Linked DNA regions of Homo sapiens: regions 1 and 3 are each linked to region 2. A link is a contact called in ENCODE Hi-C or POLR2A ChIA-PET data. All regions are on one chromosome and are shown on one strand. Each heading gives the region's core, a stretch centred on a gene start or an enhancer-like site at or near the end of the contact. The rest is flanking DNA. Distances are from core to core; before and after follow the strand shown.

Region 1 (3,000 bases), core at 282-2,781, 500 kb after region 2:
AAAAAAAAAAAAAAAAAAAAAAAAAAAAAAGAAGATGGAGAAAGAATCAACATATAGTAATGGGAGTCTCAGAAGACAAGGAAAAAAACAGAAAAGAGAACATGTCTTTAGAAATAATGAATATACAGTTTAAAAATTTCAAAAAGATTACATACCTTGCATTAAAAAGGCTCTTAGAGTATCAATTTGGAGAGAATTAAAAACCTACATCTTGACATATTGCAGCAATATTTTAAAACATTGGAGGGAAATATATTATTCTAAAAGTCTCTATAGAGGAAGAATAAATCATGGCAAAATAATAATCAGATTGATGCCAAATTTTTCAGTACCAATGCTGGATATAAAATAGAAACATAGAAATATTTTTAAATTATGAAGAAAAATAAATTCTACCACACTTTTATTTCAAGCCAAATTATTATTTAAATATGTGTGTAATCTGTTATAATAGCATAAAATACCTCAGAATGTTTACTACACAGTCTAAGAGGAAATATTGAGATTAAAAAAAAGAAATCAATGAGTAGCGGATGCCATAACATATGGGAAATATGTTTGAATAACTTGGTAAAGATTATTGTGGTTTAATACTCCTATAATAGATAGCCAAAAACATTGAGATAATTTCGAAAGAACAAATCCTCCAAATAGTCCTGAACCAGATTGAATGATGGACTTATTCACCAAATTTCTGAATAATTGGTATTTATAAATATAACATACTTTTTTCAATAACCTAGAGAAATATTTCAATGGACCTATCAATTTATCTTATAAATAAAAGTTTAAAATAAAATTTAATAAATAGACTAAAATAAAAGGTGACAACTAATCTCTATTTTAAATATTGGTATAAATATTATATTTAAAATATTGGTATAAATATTACATTTAAAATATTGAATTTAATATTTTGAAATAGGAATAGCAAAGAGAATTTATGACAGGAATGTAACTATGAAGTTATATTTGGTTATATAAAACTATAGTTTATTTAAATAGGCTAATTAAGGAAAAAATCTTAAGTGTCACTGGAAAGATAACTGATATAATTCTACTCGTATTTGTTATTAAAAATAAAACCTTTAAAATAACTATAAAAATGGTTAAGTATTAGTTTATTATTTGAACTAGGAGCCAGGAGACTTCTAGTTGGGATAATGTAATTTCAGATATTTAAGGACCCCATCTGCACCAGACGTATAGCATAATGGTAAAATATAAAAAGAAGAAATGACTATGCATATGAACCACAAGTAAAAGTTAAATATTTCTGTGGATGAAAAAAGATAAAATGAACTTAAAGCTTCAAGTATGCAGGGATTCTGAAATGATACATGTGGCATTACCAGAATAAATATTGTTCACTGAGGCAGTCTCTTTACTGAAAACTGAGGGCTGAGGAAGCTCATCTCCTTGAAAAGAGGTTGAAAAAAAACAAGCTAAGTCTAACTAGAGCCTGAAGCTACACTGTAGTTATAATTATAAACCAGGGACGTCAAAGGAGCAGGCATCACCTAGCAACCAAGACTTGGGTCAAGCTGCCCTCTGGTTTCATGAGTTGATCAACATTGTTCTCAGTATCACTGTGGGAAAGGTCTCAATAGCTAGCATAAGATCTAGCCCCAGACTGCTATCCAACTTCAGGCAACTGTGAAAAATTGTTAAAGGAAAAAAATAAAAGGGTGGGGTGAAAGTATGTAGGAAGAAAAGGAGAACTAAAATTTCCATTTAATATCAGCCTGCAACCTAAGCTATTAAAACACAGAAAGTAAACTAATGCTAAGACAGACAACCAACAATTTGAAGGTTAATTCACCCCAAGGAAAACGAAAATAATAGAATGTGCAAAAATGATTTTAAAATGAGTGTGCTTTAAATCATGTAATGAATAAAGAACTTAGAATGCAGTAAATGAACAAGAATTTATGAAGCAAACATGGGTAGATATAAGATATCCAGGCATTATTAAAATGAGAAAGACTGGAAATTTAAAAAAAATCTTAATTTAAAATAAAATCTCAATATATGGAATACTCTCAAGATAGCAGCAAGGAGATTTGGTGAACTGAAAAATAGTAACAAAGAATTCATCTAGAAGGTGGGGCACAGAAATAAAGTAGGATTTCTCATCAACACTTTTGTCACTTAGGGCTAAATAATTATTTGTTGTGGGGAGTGTCCTGTACATTGCAGAGTTTTAGCAGCATCTATAACCTCTACCCACTACATGCCCATAGCACCCCCTCCCCAGTTGCGACAACCAAAACTGGATTGTCCAATGTCCAGGTGACTACCCCTCGCCCAGTTAGAACCACTGAAATAAAGAGATAAAAGTACTCAAAAAGCAGTTAAAAGACATGGAATTAAGATGGGAAACCACAACAAAGTTTTAGAAGTTGCTCCACCAGAAGATTCTAGAAGAAATGGCAGAAGAGGAATATTGGCAGACATTTTCTGTAATTGAAGAAAAAGTAAGCCCTTAGATTAAAATAGATTCCATCTAGAGAAGAATAAATACAAATAAATCTAAACTTCACACCAGACTAAACTATAGATCATTGAGCATACACAAATAATAGTAATGTTATTAAAAAGCATAACGGATTTCCTAAAAAACTATTACAATCAGATGCAGCAAGCTTCTCATTAACAAAGTTTTCCAAATGACAAAGAGACTATAATCCACAAATTCTATGTAGTGCTAAACTGTTAATTAGAGAAGATAGATAGATAGATAGACAGATAGTTTTTTTTTTTTTTTTTTTTTCAGGCATATAAAGAGTAGAAAGTCACTACCTACTGGTCTTTTCTGTTTTTCTTTTTTTTTTTTTTTTGAGACGGATTCTCACTGCAAGCTCTGCCTCCTGGGTTTTACACCATTCTCCTGCCTCAGCCTCCCGAGTAGCTGGGACTACAGGCACCCGCCACCATGCCCGGCTAATTTTTTGTATTTTTAGTAGAGATGGGGTTTCACTGTGTTAGCCAGGATGGTCT
Region 2 (2,903 bases), core at 107-2,606:
CTAATTACATTTATTGGGCACTGGGTAAGACTAAGTAAAATTAGCTAGGTCATCTCATTTAATCCTCATAGCAATTCTGTGAGGCAGGCATTATTATTATCCCCATTCTAAGATGAGGAAACTGAGGCACAGTGAAGTCAGATGACTTCTCCAGGTGGTAAATCTAGAAAACAGAACAGTTCAGGCCCAAACAGTGTCATTTGACTCAAAACTCACAGTTGTCCCAAAATACTATACCAGCATACTGTCTCTTACCTAAATAGATTGTCTCGCTGTAATAAAACATGAATGGCTAGTGGCAACTCTTTTTGAGCAGGCAAAATGGATGCTTAAAACTTAATGTCAGTCATTCTAACTCTGGTTTAAGCACCATTGTAGGTGGGGTCCTGGAACAGGTTATGAAGAATGGTTATGAAGAATGATGTCAAGTCTGCCATCTCTACTGGATCATGCTCTGAAAGATCTTTTAGAGTTTAGACCCATTCATGGCAAAATGGAATACCCTAGAAGTAGGGGAGAGAGGCAAAAAGAAAGGGAGAGAGACTGAGAGAAAGGGAAAGGAAAAGAGAGAGAGCATGCTCCATCTTTACCACTATCAAGGAATCATTGACCATCCTACATCTCTCCAGGTCCTTCTCAGTGACCCAGGACATCTCAGTACAACGTAGTATTTCAGTCTCACTGCCTGAAATATTAAAGGTCAAAACACATTTTAAGGTGTTATCTCTTTCCTGTCTCATTCTAATCAATTTTGTACATAGCTGGTTTCATTTGAACTCAATCATTGTGATTTGCCCCTTATGGGCAGCTACAATTAATCAAGTGCATGTTAGTCAACATAGTTTGTGTACACCACATAATGAAAATCCCATGAAATTTAGGCATTTTGAATGTTTTAAGAGCAAGCCTCAGTGAGACTTCCCTTGCAGAACCGACTTCCCAGCTGGAGGGAGATGCATGGCCCATGCCTTTCCCAAACAAATGTGTTTGTGACATTTCCCTGTGTAAACGCTGACTTTGTTGGGGGGAAATCTGTGGTGCCTGGAGAGATGGGAGAAATAGATTTCGGAAATGCTAATCTAGGGGAGCAATCCGCAGTATTGCAGCCTGCTGGGGCTGTGTTCTGCATGCTCCCCACAGCTGCCTCTGAGCGAACTTATTGACAAAGGCGAAGGAAGCTTACAGTGCACCAGGATGACTCACTCCACGTTTACTGGGTGGTTCACACGGCTGCCTGCTTGCCGGAACAGGAAGGCCCTTATTGTGCTCAATTGTTTTCCTGAATGCCTTTCTCAACAACAGCAAAAGGAAACATTACTTTTTGGCTTCCAGCCATCCTGGCCACTTGGTACTTCCAGTGCTTAGAATGCAAAAGTTGGGCTCAGCCAAGACATGCAGAGGCACAAGGCTGCAGTTATTTCTGTCTGTGTTTCAGATTAACCACTGCCTTTTGCAGTAAACAATCCAGGGTGATTTAAGACAACGGGAACTCCCTTTACTAGCAACAGCCCCGACCCGAGTTTGACCGTTTGTTTTATGGACTTGTTTCATGTACAGTAACCCCATGGGGGGCCTTGACACCACCACCCACTGAGTTGCCTGAATAAAATAGAAAAGGCCCTGCCTGTCAGTTACCTCCTTCTTGAATCTGATTGTTCCAGAGATACTGTGAGGGAGGGGAAAGTGCAGCCTGGAGAAAAAGGGAAGGAGGAAACCAGAAAGTTAACAGCAAAGGGAATAGAGTCAGAGTGCTGGGGGCTCCCCAGCCTCTGGATGTAATCACAGGCACAGTAAGGGCTAATGGTGGTGGTTTTACCCTTCCATGCTCTTGCATTTGATGTCTTTCCTGTGCTCAGTGACAAGTCTGAATCTGTCTTCCCCTCTGGACACCTTGGCCTGGTCCTTTACTGGTTCTTCAGCTGCTGCTGCCCTGGAAAGGCTGTTATTTTTTAGCTCAAGGGGCCAAAGTTATGCTGCAGTTTGTGGCCAGAAAATGGGGATGGGAGATGAAGTGGCAAAACAGAGTATCAGCAGAGTAAACAGACAACCTACCAAATGGAGGAAGATATTCACAAACTATGCATCTGACAAAGGCGAAATATGCAGAATCTATAGGGAACTTGAGCAAATCAACAGGTAAAAAACAACCTCATTAAAAATGGGCAAAAGACATGAACAGACACTTCTCAAAAAGGACATACAAGTGGTCAAAAAACATGAAAAATTGCTCAGCATCGGTAATCATCACGTGTCCGGAATTGGTGGGTTCTTGGTCTCACTGATTTCAAGAATGAGGCCGTGGACCCTCGAGGTATTACAGTTCTTAAAGGCGGCGGGCGTGTCCGGAGTTTGTTCCTTCTGATGTTTGGATGTGTTCCTTCTGCTGTTTGGGTGTGTTCGGAGTTTTTTCCTTCTGGTGGGTTCATGGTCTTGCTGGCTTCAGAAGTGAAGCTGTAAACCTTCATGATGAGTGTTACAGCTCCTAAAGGCAGTGTGGACCCAAAGAGTGAGCAGCAACAAGATTTATTGCAAAGAGTGAAAAAACAAAGCCTTCACAGTGTAGAAGGGGACCCAAGCAGGTTGCCACTGCTGGCAGGGGCAGCCTGCTTTTATTCTCTTATCTGGCCCCACCCACATCCTGCTGATTGGTCCATTTTACAGAGAGCCAATTGGTCTGTTTTACAGAGAGCTGATTGGTCCGTTTTGACAGGGTGCTGATAGGTGTGTTTACAATCCCTGAGCTAGACACAAAAGTTCTCCCCCTCCCCACTAGATTAGCCAGATACAGAGTGCTGATTGGTGTAGTTACAAACCCTGAGCTAGACACAGAGTGCTGATTGGTGCATTTACAAACCTTGAGCTAGATACAGAGTGCCGATTAATGTATTTACAATCCCTCGGCT
Region 3 (2,903 bases), core at 265-2,764, 310 kb after region 2:
AAGTTTCAATGTTTTCACGTATACACACAATGCTTGCATACAAAGTCATCATTGTGATAATGTACTTTAATGGAATCAAATTTCTGATGTCCTAGACAGCAGAAGAAATCTGTCCCAGCTCTCAGAGTTTGCCTTCAGTGTTTGTTCTCTCCGGGACTCTGTCCGTTTAGATGGTGCCTGCCAGCACTGAGGGCAGATCTTCCCCGCTTAGTTTACCTGGTCTCACATACTAATCTTTCCTGGGAACACCCTCACAGTCACACCCAAAATTATGCTTTATTCCGTTTCTAGGTGTTCCTTTATCCATTCAAGTTGACACCTAAAATTAAGTTCACAAATCTACCTACTGTCAGTTTGGCACCCATATATATCTCCTTAAATTATACTTAACTGGCAAATAAAGACAACAACAAAGTAATAGTTGTGTCTAACATTCAGCAACTAATTGTGTGTACAGCTGAAAACACACTAATCTTCCTCCAGAATCCAGCTTTTAGGATTTCAACATTAGGGATTTTAATCTTTTGGGATTGTGATTTTGGGGATTTTACATGGTAGGGATTTTAGATTACAAGGATCTGGGCTTTAGAGATTTTGATCTTTAGAGAAGATTTCAACATTAGAGAGTATGGAGTTTGGGAGTGTGCCTTTTGGGATCATGATTCAAACCCCATTCTGGCCTAATTTCTTTCCCTCCTTAGGAAGAAAATGTCTAGTTTCTCATTATATGTATGATGTCATCTGTAGGGATTTGTTTTTTTCAAATAGATTTTTTTTTATTAAGTTGAGGAAATTCTCCTCTATTCTTAGTTTGCTGAGAAGTTTTACAATATGAATGAATGTTGGATTTTGTTAGATGCTTTTTTGGTATTAATTGATGTTATGATATTACTTTTCTTTTCTAGCTTGTTGATGAGGTAAACTACAATGGTTGTTTTTCCAGTGTTGAACAAGCTTAAATTATCTGTAATAAATCCTACTTTGTTATCATGCATAATTATTTTTATATATTGCTGAATTCTTTTTGATAGTATTTTGCTAAGGATTTTTATATCTACATTTATGAGACATGTTGGTGTGTAGTTTTCATTTTTTGTACTATGTTTTTCTGTTTTGGGTATCAAAGTAATGCTAACTTCCTAAGATTAATTGGAAAGTGTTCACTTTTTTTTATTTCCTAGAAGAGATTATGTAGAATTGGTGTTAATTCTCCTTTCAATCTTTGATAAAACTCCACTGAAACTCTGAGTCTGGAGATCCCATTTTTAGGGGTTTTAAAATTATGAGTTAAATTTTCTTGATAGCTATAGAGCTGTTCAAATTGTATATTTGATGGTAGGTGAGTTATGGTACATTTGTAGTTCTTATCCTTGTTCCTTATAGGTAAGATTTTTTTTCCTCTAGTTCCTTCAAACTTTTTCTCTGTTTTTGGTGTTCTGTAATTTGGATAGTACATGCTAGGTGTCAGTTTTTTGATATTTTTCCTGCTTGGTGTTTGCTCAGCTTCCTGAATCTGTGGTTTGGTGTTGGTGATTAATGTTAGAATGTGCTAGGTCATTGTCACCTCAAATATTTATGCTCCATTCTTTTTTCTTCTTCTAGTATTTTAATTGTTTGCACATTGCACCTTTTGAAATTGTTGCTAGAGTTCTTGGATGTTCTCTTCTGTTTTATTTAGTCTTTTCTCTCTTTGCATTTCAGTTTGGGAAGTTTCTAGTGATATACCTTCAAGCTCATTGATTCTTTTCTCAGTCTATTAACAAGCCCATTAAAGGTATTTTTTATTACTCTCATATTGTTTTTAAATTCTAGAATTTGCTTTTGATTATTTCTTAGCAATTCTGTCTCCTGATGTCTAGAGTATTAATGTGCTTATCAAAGAAATTAATATCTAACATTTCCCTTTGTTTCTTTCTTAGGGTTTTTTCTCTTTGCTTACTTTACTCAACTGTTCTTGAATGCTGTCTACTTTTTTCCCATTGAGCCCTTGATGCATTAATTATAATTATTTTAAATCCCTGCCTGATAAGTCCAACATCTGTGTCATGTCTGAGTCTGTTTCTGTTGTTTACTACGCCTCTTAAGACTGTTTTTCCTTTTTTTTTTTTCTTGGTTTGGAATGCCTTATCCTTTTTTCTTGGAAGCTGGACATGTTGCATCGGGTAACAGGAACTGAGATAACTGGGCCTTCAGTGTGATGATTTATATGAATATGGCTGGTAACTGTGCTGTGTTTATTGTTTGCTGTAGCTGTAGGACTGGAGGTTTTAACTTTCTCTAGTGTCCTTGATTTGGTATTTTTCTTGACTTGTGTCTCTGGGCTGTGATCTTCCCAAGTATTTTTCCATGGTTCCCTTCCCTAGTGAGACAGGAAAGCTAGAGAGGACTAGTTGGGGACAGATGTCTTCCTGGCTTGAATAAGGTTCTGGTAAATTCTTTTTCTCTAGGCCTTTTCTGTGGAGACTTCTCTGGGTGATTATTCTTTCCTTTTACTTGGGTCTAAAAAAATGTTCACTTTAAGTTTATTCAGCTTTTTCATATGATTACAGAAAGTGTTTCCTATCCTCATACCTAATCACTAAACTAATAGGGCTCTGGTATATTACCAGTGCAAGATTCAAACTCTATCTAATCAGGGTCTTTGCCCAATTAAAAAATTGGTTTATTTGTTTTCTTGATGTTGAGTTCCTTGTATATTTTGGATAATAACCCTTTATCAGATACATGGTTTGAAAATATTTTCTCCCATTCTGCAGGTTTCTTTTTTGTGTTGGTTATTTCATTTTCTGTGTAGATTCCTTTCATTTTGGCCTACTTGTTTGCAGCTTCCACACACTGCACCTCCCTGTTACATCTCTTCTATGCTCAACTGGGTTTAGGAAGAACTACTTGGGATATTCAGG

Evidence for each region. Hi-C counts contacts between places; a loop is a spot of excess contacts on that map. ChIA-PET counts read pairs that join two places held with the same protein, here RNA polymerase II (POLR2A). Pooled maps may share reads with other maps.
Region 1: a loop to region 2 is called in a map of gastrocnemius medialis, with 2.2 times the contacts of the local background. The contact joins two enhancer-like sites. A Hi-C loop is called at or near these places in 2 of 168 maps with a recorded cell type or tissue (HepG2 and gastrocnemius medialis).
Region 3: a loop to region 2 is called in a map of PC-9, with 5 times the contacts of the local background. The contact joins two enhancer-like sites. A Hi-C loop is called at or near these places in 3 of 168 maps with a recorded cell type or tissue (PC-3, PC-9 and psoas muscle) and 1 of 50 pooled maps. POLR2A ChIA-PET finds 5 or more read pairs at or near these places in 1 of 52 experiments (AG04450).

Annotation. Positions count from the first base shown.
Region 1 is chr2:226,149,887-226,152,886 of GRCh38, reverse strand. The region is part of intron 2 of LOC646736 (a long non-coding RNA gene); the gene reads right to left. Among named protein-coding and RNA genes, the nearest start is that of MIR5702, 510 kb to the left of the region's middle. Within about 2 kb of position 1,531, at least 2 of the 41 ENCODE cell types and tissues checked have a DNase peak (open chromatin) inside an H3K27ac peak, as active enhancers do; they include gastrocnemius medialis, where a contact is called at or near this core.
Region 2 is chr2:226,648,669-226,651,571 of GRCh38, reverse strand. No RefSeq gene overlaps it. Among named protein-coding and RNA genes, the nearest start is that of MIR5702, 8.7 kb to the left of the region's middle. RefSeq lists a silencer at 1,099-1,188 and enhancers at 1,145-1,439, 1,329-1,458, 546-1,459, 1,460-2,375. Within about 2 kb of position 1,356, at least 30 of the 41 ENCODE cell types and tissues checked have a DNase peak (open chromatin) inside an H3K27ac peak, as active enhancers do; they include PC-9 and gastrocnemius medialis, where a contact is called at or near this core.
Region 3 is chr2:226,337,659-226,340,561 of GRCh38, reverse strand. No RefSeq gene overlaps it. Among named protein-coding and RNA genes, the nearest start is that of MIR5702, 320 kb to the left of the region's middle. Within about 2 kb of position 1,514, at least 2 of the 41 ENCODE cell types and tissues checked have a DNase peak (open chromatin) inside an H3K27ac peak, as active enhancers do; they include PC-9, where a contact is called at or near this core.